Regions from separate parts of the Homo sapiens genome. Here region 1 is linked to region 2. Evidence: chromatin contacts called from ENCODE Hi-C or POLR2A ChIA-PET data. All regions are on one chromosome and are shown on one strand. Each heading gives the region's core, a stretch centred on a gene start or an enhancer-like site at or near the end of the contact. The rest is flanking DNA. Distances are from core to core; before and after follow the strand shown.

Region 1 (7,040 bases), core at 1,450-3,949, 360 kb before region 2:
TCATGGTTGGAGGCCTGCAAATTAAACTGACCAAAGAAAGATTCACAGGAGAAAAGACTTTTAAACATTCATGTACACCAGAGTTCACAGAAAAATGTGACTCAAGGTTAAGTGGTTAGGATCTGGGGCTTGTATACCATCTTCATGAAGCAGGGGACTCTTAGGAAGGATGAATGGGCCCAGAGGAGCACAGGTGGGATTTATGTTAGTCTTGTGACAACAGCTGTTTAGGTGATTGCTTATCCTGGTGAGGGACTGGTGAGAGGAGACAATCTTCCCTAGTGCAAAACTCCCTAAAAAGCCCCAGGGAGGGGATTTGTGACAGTTGAATTATTTTGAGAGATTCTGTTTTTAAGCAGATAAGTAGAGTTCAGAGGAAAAAAAAAAAAAGGAAAAGTCAGTCTGGATATCAGTTCGTCTACCTAATTTTGCCACGAATCAAGGAAATCACCCTGTACTTTCCTTCTCCGTGGCCAGGGGACATTGAAATTATTTGGTTCTGGCAGGGCATGGTGGCTCTCGCCTGTAATCCCAGCACTTGGGGAAGCCGAGGTTGGCGGATGGCTTGAGCCCAGGAGTTGGAGACCAGCCTGAGCAGCATAGTGAGACTGTCTTCTACAAATAATTTCAAAATTATAGGAGGCCAGGTGTGGTGGCTCACACCTGTAATCCCAGCACTTTGGGAGGCTAAGGTGGGCGGATCACAAGGTCAGGAGTTTGAGACCAGCCTGGCCAATATGGTGAAACCCCGTCTCTACTAAAAATACAAAAATTAGCTGGACGTGGTGGCACGCACCTGAAGTCCCAGCTACTCGGGAGACTGAGGCAGGAGAATCGCTTGAACCCGGGAGGCGGAGGTTGCAGTGAGCCGAGATCGTGTCACTGCACTCCAGCCTGGGCAACAGAGTGAGACTTTATCTCAAAAAGATAAAACAACAAAAAAATTATGGGAGGCTGAGGCGGGTGGATCACCTGAGGTCAGGAGTTCGAGACCAGCCTGGCTAACATAGTGAAAGCCCATCTCTACCTGGGCAACACAGCGAGACTCCATCTCAAAAAATAAATAAATAAATAAATTAGCTGGGTGTGGTGGCCCGCACCTGTGGTCCCAGCTACTCAGGAGGCTGAAGTGAGAAAAATCACTTAAGCCCAGGAAGTTGAGGCTGCAGTGAGCCCTGGTGGCGCCACTGCACTCCAACCTAGGCAACAGAGTGAGACCCTTTCTCAAAAAAAATAAAAAAGAAAAATTATTTGGTTCTCAGGAGAGAAATAGGCTGCGTTCTCCTTCTCCAGCCCCGGGCTTTTCTTTGCTGTTCACCTTGCTGACTCCCCATGAATGCTTGTATCCGGCCACCAGGGTGGCATTTTGCAGAAAAGCAGTAATTTGCATATCACCTAAAAGAGTTCACACATCCCCCATGGGGTGTAATATACCATCAAGGATCACTTAAGTACTGGAGAGAAGCAGCTGATCAATGAAGAGCTTTAATGACTTGAGAGTCTGGGGCAGGGGAGAATCTAATTTATTCAGCCAACCACCGTGGACCCACAGGGGAAAGAACAAAGAGCCACAAACAAAAACTCACTTCCACTTCAGGACCACTTAGCCCACGCCAGGCTCCGGGCTCCGGGGTCCAGGCTCCAGGCACCAGGCTCTGGGTATTTAATCCTCAGAACAGTTTCTGAGACTGGCATCCTTATCTCCACTTTAAAGACAGGGATGGAGGCTCAGGGACGATCACTTGCCAAGGTCACACAGCTATTGAGCGCTGGGTAGGAACGAAAAGAAAGAGTCTCCTTCGTGTAGTTTCAAACTAATGAAAAATGGAAAAAAATTCAAAAGTATTTTCAGTAAACAAAAAATCTATTATATATTTCTATTCTATGTTATGCTAGTTAATGAAGACATAGATGAAAAGGAGAGAGGGGGAGAGAGATTGAGAAAGTCCAAGAAAACAGGAAAGAGAAATGAGATACAGGAGTCCGTAGACCAGGTCAGAAGATCCCCACCCACAACGGTGGATGGCAGAATAAACCGCAACCTCCTCACACACCGAGGGGCTTGGGGGATTCCCGGTGACGTAAAGGTGCCCTCCTTGACTTTCTTGCAACAACAGCAAAGGCTTCTCCACAGTGGCGTTCTAAAGGTTTCCCACGCGCTGACGGCTGAGTTGGTTTTCAAGCTTTACTTGGAGCTTGCTGACACTATCACAGATGCCTGAAAGTCCCTTTGAGAAAGGAGCCATGCTGGCTGGTTTTAGCCCACAGTCTCTGAACACAATTTGGTATTGACTTTTTATTTATTTATTTAAAAACAGAGACGGGGTCTCACTATGTTGCCCAGGCTGGTCTCAAACTCCTGGGCTCCAGCGATCCTCTCACCTCCGCCTCCCAAAGTGTTAAAATTACAGGTGTGAGCCACTGCTCCCAGCCAGTATAAATGTTTGTGTCAGTTTTCAGCCCCCTGTTCCATGCCCCCCCATACCATGCGCACGCACACACACACGGACTTAGATTCTCCCCATTTGAGCAGCTTTCCTCCAGCTGTTTGGGCGAGTGTGCAGTGCTGCCATATAAATGTGCTCAATAAAGCCCATGGTGATGACTCATCTCGGCACTATCTGAGCTCCACTTTCCCCATCCAGAGTCCCGAGTTTCTGCATTAAACGTGGTCGTCATAACCCAGTTCTGTCCGGCAGGAAGCCCTTGCTACAGACCTGGGTCCAGTGTGTCTCCTCTGGACAGTTGGGAGGTGGCAGCCCTATGGTTCGTGTGGGTTCTTCCCACAGGTAACTGAAACAGAGGGCCAGAGGGATGGGACCCCAGCATAGAATATGAATGTATAGGCCAGGTGTGGTGGCTCACGCCTGTAATCCCAGCACTTTGGGAGCAGAGGCGGGCAGATGGCTTGAGGTCAGGAGTTTGAGACCAGCTTGGGCAACATGGCGAAACCCTGTCTCTACTAAAAATACAAAAATATTAGCCAGTCATGGTGGTGCATGCCTGTAGTCTGGGCTACTCAGGAGGCTGAGGCAGGAGGATCGCTTGAACCTGGGAGGCGGAAGTTGCAGTGAGCCAAGATCATGCCACTGCATTCCAGTGTGGCCGACAGAGCCAGGCTCTGTCTCAAAAAAAAAGAAACAGCTGACATGTATATATACATTCATCTCTGTCTCCAAAAAAAAAAAAAAAAAAGAATGTATATGTCATCTGTTTCTTTTTTTTTTTTTGAGACAGAGTTTGGTTCTGTCACCCAGGCTGAACTGCAGTGGCTTGATCTCAGCTCACTGCAACCTCTGCCTCCCGGTTTCAAGCGAGTCTTCTGGCTCAGCCTCCCAAGTAGCTGGGATTACAGGTGCCAGCCACCACACCAGCTAATTTTTGTATTTTTAGTAGAGATGGGGTTTCACCATGTTGGTCAGGCTGGACTCAAACTTCTGACCTCAGGTGATCATCCTGCCTTGGCCTCCCAAAGTGCTGGGATTACAGGCGTGAGCCACCGCACCCAGCCTGGGGTTTGGCTTTATAGACTAAGGGCTGAAGAAAGCAGAAACAGAACAAAAAGCATATTGGTCATTTCAAAGTTAAATTCTTTGTAAGGCAGGAAGAGATACAGGACAATACAAAGACAACAAGAAAAAGATAACCAGTCACAGTTACATCTCTTTTTTCTTATAGAGATGATATCTTGCTATGTTGCCCAGGCTGGTCTCAAACTCCCAGCCTCACGTGATCCTCCTGCCTGGGCCTCCCAAAGTGCTGGGATCATAGGCGTGGGTCACAGAGCCCACCAAGTTACTGTTTGTTGTAAGGGTTAAAACAGAGGGAACTTCATTAGCATGCTGACTTGAGACTGAAACTGGCCTCCTTGGGAAATTAGGCTGCTATTTCTCTCGCCTGATTTCTTGGGAAGTCAGATAACAACTCAGTGTTGGTTTGCTGAGCACGGGTGACTCCATTTTGATTTTTGTCTGGTCTTTTGGGGCCTAGTGCAGGAGTTTAGTCCAAAACAAGGGCCTCCTATGATTTTTGTTTAACACTCTGAAAGAGAACGAACTGAAACTAACTGTTCAAAGGTATATTTTCTCTTTGCTTTCTGTAGCTTTTATTGTTTAATGCTCAGCCTTGGAAGGATATGCCGTTCCATATGTTCTAAAAGGAACAAAACAGTCTACCAGTACTTAGCATCTACTCATTTCCAGCCACTAGAGTCCCCAGCCTCACCACAGTTTAGCAGACTGTTAGCTGTTACATTAACTAAATGCGTAAAATGCTGATATCCTAATATGCCTCTTTTTTTGAAAATAGCATCATAATTCATCATAATTTGTAGGCTCGCAAACATTTTCTTGGAATCCACTGGACTCCCCCATGCTTTTTAATTCCGTACTTTCTGTGCAAGCAACACAATAGTTGGAACTGACTTCAGGCCAACTGCTTCCTTTTAACTTTTGTCATGTTACCCAGAATAGAGGCATGGAGTTGTTTACCCGGTTTTCATTGAGGAACATTCTTTGTCTTCCAAGGAATACATAAGAAGCCTTCCTGTCTCAGAACACCAAGCTCTGAAAGGTGACTTTTCTGCTCGAGTAATTACACTGGTTGACTGAGCTCCGGAAAGGAAACGCATTCTTGGTTGCAGAGAGAGGAAGTGGCTTGCATTGTTGGACAAAAAGAAAAATGATTGTTTCCTAGGGTCACTGTCCTCAGCCTCCCTTTAGAGAGCCTGGATCTTGCAGCCATCAGTTATGGAAGTGGCTCTGGGAATAACTTTGCCCTGGGTGATGATTGTTGATGAAAAGAGTCGAAGTGTATAAAATATTTGAAGAGATTTATTCTGAGCCAAATATGAGTGACCATGGCCAGAGACACAGCCCTCAGGAGGTCCTGAGAACATTTGCCCATGGTGGTCAGGACGCAGCTTGGTTTAAACATTTTAGAGAGGTATGAGACATCAATCAAATACATTTAAGAAATACATTGGGGCTGGCTGGGCGCGGTGGCTCATGCCTATAATCCCAGCACTTTGGGAGGCTGAGGTGGGTGGATCATGAGGTCAGGAGATTGAGACCATCCTGGCTAACAGGGTGAAACCCCATCTCTACTAAAAAAAAATACAAAAAATTAACTGGGCGTGTTGGCAGGCACCTGTAGTCCCAGCTACTCGGGAGGCTGAGGCAGGAGAATGGTGTGAACCCGGGAGTTTGCAGTGAGCCAAGATTGTGCCACTGCACTCCAGCTTGGGCGACAGAGTGAGACTCTGTCTCAAAAAAAAAAAAAAAAAAAAAAGAAATACATTGGGGCTGGGCACAGTGGCTCACTCCTGTAATCCCAGCACTTTGGGAGGCCGAGGCAGGAGGATCACTTGAGGTCAAGAATTTGAGACCAGCCTTGCCAACATGGTGAAACCTCATCTCTGCAAAAATACAAAAATTAGCCGGGTATGGTGGCAGGCACCCGTAATCCCAGCTACTCGGGAAGCTGAGGCAGAAGGATCGCTTGAACCCAGGAGGCAGAGGTTGGAGTGAGCCGAGGTTGTGCCATTGCACTGGGTGACAGAGCGAGACTCTGTCTCAAAAAGAAAAAAAAAAAAAAAAAATACATGTGTGTGGTCCAGAAAGGCGGGACAACTCAAAGCCGGGGGTGGGATTCCGGGCTATACGTGAATTTAAAGATTTTTTGGTTGACAATTTTTTGGCTGAGTTTGTCTAAAGACGTGGGATTGATAGAAAGGGAATGTTGAGGTTAAGATAAAAGATTGTGGAGACCAAAGTTCTTTTGAAGTGTTTTTTTTTTTTTTGAGACAGAGTCTCGCTTTGTCGCCCAGGTTGGAGTGCAGTGGGGCAAAAGCCACAGACACTCAAGGCCAGCCAGTGCAAGCAGCCGGCAGCCGGGAGGGGGGCTGAACCCCAAAAAGCCACAGGGATGGAGCTGCCCAAGGCCATGGGAGCCCACCTCTTGCATCAGTGTGACCTGGATGTGAGACATGGAGTCAAAGGGGATCATTTGGAACTTTAAGGTTTAATGACTGCCCTATTAGATTTTGGACTTGCATGGGGCCTGTAGCCCCTTTGTTTTACCCAATTTCTTCCGTGTAGAGTGGGTATATTTACCCAATGCCTGAACCCCCATTGTATGTAGGAAGTAATTAAGTTGCTTTCAATTTTACAGGCTCATAGGAGGAAGGGACTTGCCTTGTCTCAGATGAGACTTTGGACTTGGACTTTTGGGTTAATGCTGGAATAAGCTAAGACTTTGGGAGACAGTTAGAAAGGCATGATTGTGTTTTGAAATGTGAGGACATGAGATTTGGGAGGGGCCAGGGGCAGAATGATACAGTTTGTCCGTGTCCCCCACCCAAATCTCATCTTGAATTATAGTTTCCATAATTCCCAAGTGTCCTGGGAGGAACCCGGTGGGAGGTAACTGAATCATGGGAGCAGTTACTGCCAGGCTGTTCTCGTGTTAGTGAGTGAGTTCTCAGGAGATCTGATGGTTTTATAAGGGCCCTTTCCCCGCTTTGCTCAGCACTTCTCCTTCCTACTGCCCTGTGAAGAAAGTGCCTTTCTTCCCCTTTGCCTTCCACCATGATTGTAAGTTTCCTGAGACTTTCCTAGCCATGCAGGACTGTGAGTCCATTAAACCTCTTTACTTATAAATTAGCCAGTCTCGGGTCTCTCTTCATAGCAGTGTGAGAACAGACTAATGCAGGGGGGCTATTATGTTGCCAATCACAGGTATATAATAAAAAGTTAAGAATTATAATTTCTAAGTGGTAGGATTTCCCTTAATCCTTTTCTCTTATCTATATTTTCAGAAGTTTTCCCAGGAATACACATACTGCTTTTGAAATGAGAAGAATGAAATCTCATTTATAGTCTATATTGACGTCTTTGCAATGTTCATTAATCCACCTCTCAGGACAGCCCTGAGAAGTGCATACTGTTCCTGAACAGTTAACAGTTACAAAGATGAATTGAAAAGTATTTAGGCGGCCAGGCGTGGTGGCTCACACCTGTAATCCCAGCACTTTGGGAGGC
Region 2 (6,558 bases), core at 612-3,111:
GGGTGTGGTGGCTCATGCCTGTAATCCTAGCACTTGGGAAAGCTGAGGCAGGCTGATCACCTGAGGCCAGGAGTTGGAGACCAGCCTGGCCAACATGGTGAAATCCCATCTCTACTAAAAATACAAAAATTAGCCAGGCGTGGTGGTAGGCACCTGTAATCCCAGCTACTTGGGAGGCCGAGGCCGGAGAATTGCTTGAACCCGGGAGGCAGAGGTTGCAGTGAGCCGAGATCGCGCCATTGCATTCCAGCCTGGACGACAGAGCAAGATTCCATCTCAAAAAATAAATAAATAAATAAAATTTAAAAAAAAATAGTAATTCTCGATCGCTGAAAATGTCAAATCCTAGAGAACACAGCATTCCTACAAGTGATGTTAACATTGTTCTTGATCAGTTGTTGGCTGAAGATTCATTTGATGAATCTGATTTTTCCAGAATAGACGACTCAGATGACTCTGTTGTTTTGCTTAGAAATAACTGCAGGAACAATTTAAAAAATTTTTTTTCTTTTTAATTTTTTTGTTTTTTGAGACGGACTCTCTCTGTTGCCCAGGCTGGAGTGCAGTGGCACGATCTCGGCTTACTGCAACCTCTGCCTCCTGGGTTCAAGTGATTCTCCAGTCTTAGCCTCCTGAGTTTAGCTGGGATTACAAGGTGCCTGCCACCACACGTGGCTAATTTTTTGTATTTTTAGTAGAGACGGTGTTTCACCAGGTTGACCAGGCTAGTCTCGAACCCCTGACCTCAAATAATTGGCCCATGTCGGCTTCCCAAAGCGCTGGGATTACAGGCGTGAGCCACCACGCCTGGCCAGTTTTTATATTTAATTTTCACACAGAGCATCCAGTCAGATTTGCTTCAGCCTCAAAGAGCGTGTTTATGTAAAATTAAGTGAGTGCTGGCAGTGAGCTGAACTTTCTAAAAGGTAAAAGGGTTAAATATTAAACTCATCCAAAAACACCTTCACAGACACACTCAGAATAATGTTTGACCGGTTACCTAGGTGCCCCATAGCCCAGTCCAGTTGACACAGAAATTTTTTTTTTTTTTTTTGAGACGGAGTCTCGCTCTGTCGCCCAGGCTGGAGTGCAGTGGCGCGATCTTGGCTCACTGCAAGCTTCGCCTCCCAGGTTCACGCCATTCTCCTGCCTCAGCCTCCCGAGTAGCTGGGACTACAGGTGCCCACCACCACACCCGGCTAATTTTTTTTTTTGTATTTTTAGTAGAGATGGGGTTTCACCGTGGTCTCAATCTCCTGACCTCGTGATCCACCCGCCTCAGCCTCCCAAAGTGCTGGGATTACAGGCATGAGCCACTGCGCCCGGCTGACACAGGAAATTAACCATCACAGTTACACAGCCATCGCCATTAATCCCAGCACATTTCATCATCCCCAAAAGAGACCCTGCCCCCATTAGCCAATCCCCATTCCCAACTCCGGGCTCTCAGCCCCTAGCCACCGCTCATCTGCCTTCGTCTCTATGAATTCACCTGTTCTAGATAGTTTGTATAAGTGGAATCGTACAGTATGTGGCCTTGGTGTCTGGCTCCTTTCACTTGGTAGAATATTTTCAAGGCTCATCCACATTGTAGCAGGTGCTGGTGCTTCATTCTTTTTCATGGCCGAATAATATTCCATCGTGGATAGACCACACTGTGTATCTCTTCATCTGCTGATGGACATTTGGGTTGTTTCTGCTTTTTGGCATAATTCTGTTGTGAAGAATTCTGCAGTGAGTGCTGGTCTACAGGTTTTTGTGTGAACATGTTTTCATTTCTCTTGGGTAATTGCAAGATCATGTGGTTTAGCCAACCAGCCTTTAAGCCATGTGTCTGCTGAGGGACCCAGGCCTGGTGGGGGTGCATTGCTGTGCTTGGCCAGCCAGGTGCTGCGAGTCCGTGTCGCAGCCATTTCTCTGTGCTGTGCTCTGAGGTTGTCTCGCCGGCACCGGGCACTGTGAGCCCCAGGAGGCCAAAGCCCCCTTTGTTTTATCTTGAGTCCAGGCCTCGCTCCATGAACTAGGATGAATGGACATTGAATCAACGCAGGGATGGGTGGGGCTGGGGTGGGGACGCAGAGTGACCCCGGGGGCCTGCAGCTGGGTCCTGGCTGCTGACTTCCAGTTTCCTTTGCCTGTTGGAGCCCAGAACAAGTCAGAAAGGGGAAATGCAAAGTTCGAGTGTCTTTTCTGTGGTAGACTGGCAGGCCTGGGTGGGTGAGCCACTTGCAGCTAGTTGCAGCGTGAGAGAGGAAGTGGGAGGGGAGGGAGAGGGTGAGTTTGGTGTAACTCACCCCTGGAAGGAGGCTGGGCTGAGGCTGGGGGAAGTGACTTTTATTTTTCTGAGAGGATTCTTCCCTGGGGCCAACTTCAAACCAAGGGAGACAAGACCTTCCTGGGGGAGGCTGGAAGTGCTGGGGCCCCCAGGTGGGCAGGTCTCCCAGGGCCAACGTCTTGGGGAAGCTATAAGTTACCATGTTTCTGGACTGTCACACACACACACACACACACACACACACACACACACACACACACACACACACGAGTAAACTGTAACACAAATGTGTGCCCATGAAAGTGCCCACTTTAAACCACCACACAGCCTGTAAAGCGAAGGCCCTGGCCCGCATCTGGGCACCCACTGCCCAGCCAGCCGGTAGGCAGTTTGCACTGTAGTCTGTTACCATCCCTCAGAGATGCAGCCGAGGAGCCCAGCTGGCTTGGAGGGCCCAGTGGGCGCAGCCTCAGGAAAGTGGTCAGGCCCGGGCCAGGCCCCTTCCCCCTCCCAGCCTTGGGAGAAATTACCATATGAATGTAGCTCCTTCCCGGAGTTCGGGCTGGAAGGGCCTGGGAGGGGACAGGCTCCCACCCCAGGAGCTTCCAGGTTCCGGCTGCTGCCTGTGTTAGCTGCGTGAGCGTGAGCGAGCCAGGGGTCACTACTGGGTGGAAGGAAGAAGCGGGCATTTCTTCCAGGAGGTCACCGTTGGAGTCCCACAGTAGGTCAACCCCAGGCCCTGGGTCCTCGGGAGGAGGAGAAAGAAGAGAAGCAGGAGGTGTGGAGGGTAGGCCAGGACCAGAAGGCACACAGGGTCGGGGCAGTGTGGGAGACCCTGGGGGCTCCCTCATTTAACCAGCTAACATCACAGCGTTCATAAGAACACGCTATTACTGCAGTTTTATTACTTTGCTCTGATTTCAGAAGGCACAACTGATGACTTTAGGGAACGGAGAATCTGAGGAAGGCCTCGCAGGAGAGGGTCAGATGCGATCGAGTAAATGTGAGCCGTCTGTAAACTGTAGAGTGCACGCACAGCACCGGTCAGCCCTGGGGTCAGTGTTCCCCTGGTGCTCAGCTCGGCCTCTGCACCTTTTAGTGCTCGGCTGGGCTCTGTGGGGGTCAGGGCTGGGTCTGGTACATTAGAGGACTTCTACCAAGCCCCTGGCAGTGTCTCAGTTACTAAATCCAGTTTGCCAGTTACTAAATCCGCTCTGCCGGTTCCCGAATCACTCTTCCGCTGGGGCCGGCCATGTCACGTCAGGCTTTTCATGCAGGACGGCAGATGGATAGACGCTGGGACCAAGTCATCCTTGGGCCGCGAGACGTCTGACCTTCTGCTGGTGTCTCAGAAGATGCTAGCTCTCCGTGGCATGTCTTCCACGCGGTGCTTGGGGACCAGTGGCCTCTAAGGGGCCCCCCTGCCTCAGCGTGGGGAGTGGCCTGGCCAAGGTCTCAGTGTCTGGTTGGAGCCAGGCATAGGCTCAGGTGTACTGGCTGGAGGCCTCCTGCCCATGGGCTCTGCCTGTCCTGTGTCCCTGGTCCTTACTGTGTCTTCTGTGTTCCTGGGAGAGACCCCAGGGGCCCTGAGCCCAGCACTGGGGTTGGGGAGTGGGCGGGGAAGAGGGTGGGGATTAGGGTCCCTGGCTGCAGAACAGCCAGGCCCCAAGTCCCCACTCCACTCCCCTCCCACCGGGCGCCTCATCCCACACTGACCATTTCCTGAAGAAAATTTCCTGAACCGGCCTCCCACCCCGGCTGTCCCAGGAAGCCCATCCATCCTTCCGCCTTAATGCTTTGTGGCTCCAGAAGGATGGTGGAAGCCGGAAATCATGAGTCTCATTCACAGGCGGCCACACACCGAAGCCGCGGAGACGCCGTGGGAAAGGACTCTGGCCAGCGCGGCCGGCACAGAGGGAGCGGTGTTACCGGGGTAGACGGGAACCGTGGCTGCCCCCATGCTGGTCTGGGAGAGACGAGGGGCCGGACGAAAGGACAGCAGACTGGCCATTCATTCATTTATTCATTCACTCATTCACAGCGTCTTACTGGGTGCTTCGGACGTGTAAGGTTTTGTGGGTAGTGAATGCGACAGACCCCAGACAGCAATCGGAGGGCCACGTGTGTAAGAACTGAGGGACCTAGGCTGGGCGTGGTGTCTCAAGCCTGTAATCTCAGCACTTTGGGAGGCAGAGGCGGGCGGATTACGAGGTCAGGAGATCGAGACCATCCTGGCTAACACGGTGAAACCCCGTTTCTACTAAAAATATAAAAAATTAGCCGGGCGTGGTGGCGGGCGCCTGTAATCCCAGCTACTCAGGAGGCTGAGGCAGGAGAATGGCGTGAACCCGGGAGGCAGAGCTTGCAGTGAGCCCAGATAGTGCCACTGCACTCCAGCCTGGGCGACAGAGTGAGACTCCATCTCAAAAAAAACAAAACAAAACAAAACAAAACAAAAACTGAGGAACCCAGTGTAGATGAGCTATCCCGGGAAAACAAGTGGGAGTTCTAGGAACAGCATGGGGAAGGGATGGTCCCGGCAGGGAGGACCTCTGTGGGTAGCCTTGTTGGAAGAGCTGAAAGGCAGCCAGAGAGGCTGTGCGTGGATGGAAGCTGAAGAGTAGGTTAGGGGCGTGTGTTTTGTTAACAAAGACTTCAAGCATTTACTGACCAGGCACAACACTATGTGCTTCATAAATAAATATCTCATTTGATCCCCAGCATTCTTATGAGACAGATGTTATTATCCCATTTCACATGTAAGAACATTGAGGCACAGAGTGGTTAAGTTACTTGCTCAGGGTCACACAGCACGTCGGTGGTAGGCAGGATTCTGGAGCCACAGGAATCTGGTATATCCCAGGTGCAATGGAAACCAGTCACGGCTTCATAGAGGGAAATCATCAGATTAGTAAATTTTACACACGCCCCCTGGTGCTTTGAGGAGGAGGGATTCGGACAGGGGCAGCTAATGGTGGTGGCTGTGAGATGTGTTGGGTTAACATTGATGAGAGTTTGGGATGGATGAGTGGATTCGGAGTAATGGAAATGGAGGGCCCAGGCCCGGCCCCTGGAGATCTAGCTGCAATAGCTGTTGGCTGGAGAGGCTGTTCACTTAGATGGGGGATGGGGTGGGAGGCAGGTGAGATGAGAGCTCCAGAGTTCAGCCTGGGGCACGGTCATTGGGTTCAAGATGCCTTCAGATGTTGGGGCTTGACAGTGACAGTGGCTGCAGATACCCAGGACCCAGCAGAGGGCCTGGCACAGCGGGGCCCAGGGACACGTCTGTGAGTCAGGCTGGCACTCAAGTGTGAATCTGGACAAAGAAGGTGGCATTGTTGGCATTGAATGCTCAGGGGCTGGGTGAAGTCAGCTAGGGAGAGGGGCTCTCAAGGCACCAGGACTGACTCCGTGGGTGAGGGCGGAGGAGGAGACGGCAGAGGCTGAGAGAATAGCCAGAGACAGGAGGAAGGTCAGCAGAGCCATGCACAGAAGCCTGGAGAAGATTTGAGGAAAGGAAGGGCTGGGTGGTCGTCATTCCCTGCAGCTAGGAGGCAAGGGTGACCCCTGTGTGTTTCATTCTTCAGAGGATTGGTGGCTCCATCTGGTCAGAACCCCAAGTCCAGAGATGCATCTGAGCTTCATGCCATGGTGCAGGCAGCAGGAGCCATGGAGCAGGCCTGCGGGGTCACGGCCTGCCTGCTGCTTCCTGGTGTCTCTACCCTGAGCTCAGGGGTTGCTTGGATGCCCTGTGCTGCATCCCCCCAGGCGGTGTTCCAGAGAGGATGAAAGTGGCTATCTCAAGGTGTGACCAGGTAGCGGTCCATGCACACTGCTTTTTCCTGGGGAGAGTCTGGGATGGAAGGGTATGTGTGTGTTTCTGAGACTCCTTGAATAGGCTCCATGTACCTATCCACCCATCTTACCACCCACCCACCCATCCACTCACTCACCCATCCACGCACCCACCCATCCACCCATCCACTCATCCACCTGTCAACCCATCTATCCACTCATTCACCCATCCACTCATCCACCTATCTACAGTCATTCACTCATCCACCCATCCACTCATTTACCCATCTATCCATCCACTCATCCACCTGCCCATCCACTCACCCACCCATCCACTCATCCACCCATCCACCCATCTATCTATGCACTCATCCACCCATCCACTCATCCACCTATCCACTCATTCACTCATTCACTCATCCACCCATCCACTCATTCACCCATCTATCCATCCACTCATCCACCCATCCACTCATTCACTCATCTGT

The links. Hi-C counts contacts between places; a loop is a spot of excess contacts on that map. ChIA-PET counts read pairs that join two places held with the same protein, here RNA polymerase II (POLR2A). Pooled maps may share reads with other maps.
Region 1: a pooled map shows a loop between it and region 2 (4-fold over the local background). The contact joins two enhancer-like sites. A Hi-C loop is called at or near these places in 2 of 37 single-sample maps with no recorded cell type and 2 of 50 pooled maps. POLR2A ChIA-PET finds 5 or more read pairs at or near these places in 2 of 52 experiments (GM12878 and activated naive CD8-positive, alpha-beta T cell).

Annotation. Positions count from the first base shown.
Region 1 is chr17:77,105,611-77,112,650 of GRCh38, forward strand. It overlaps a transcript of SEC14L1 not described here. Among named protein-coding and RNA genes, the nearest start is that of MIR6516, 20 kb to the left of the region's middle. RefSeq lists enhancers at 1,042-1,091, 1,154-1,818, 1,932-2,261. Within about 2 kb of position 2,700, at least 5 of the 41 ENCODE cell types and tissues checked have a DNase peak (open chromatin) inside an H3K27ac peak, as active enhancers do; they include GM12878, where a contact is called at or near this core.
Region 2 is chr17:77,463,565-77,470,122 of GRCh38, forward strand. All of the region lies in intron 3 of SEPTIN9 (septin 9), which reads left to right. Among named protein-coding and RNA genes, the nearest start is that of MIR4316, 70 kb to the left of the region's middle. RefSeq lists enhancers at 1,701-1,760, 2,361-2,490, 2,442-3,193, 3,194-3,946, 5,092-5,644. Within about 2 kb of position 1,862, at least 26 of the 41 ENCODE cell types and tissues checked have a DNase peak (open chromatin) inside an H3K27ac peak, as active enhancers do; they include GM12878, where a contact is called at or near this core.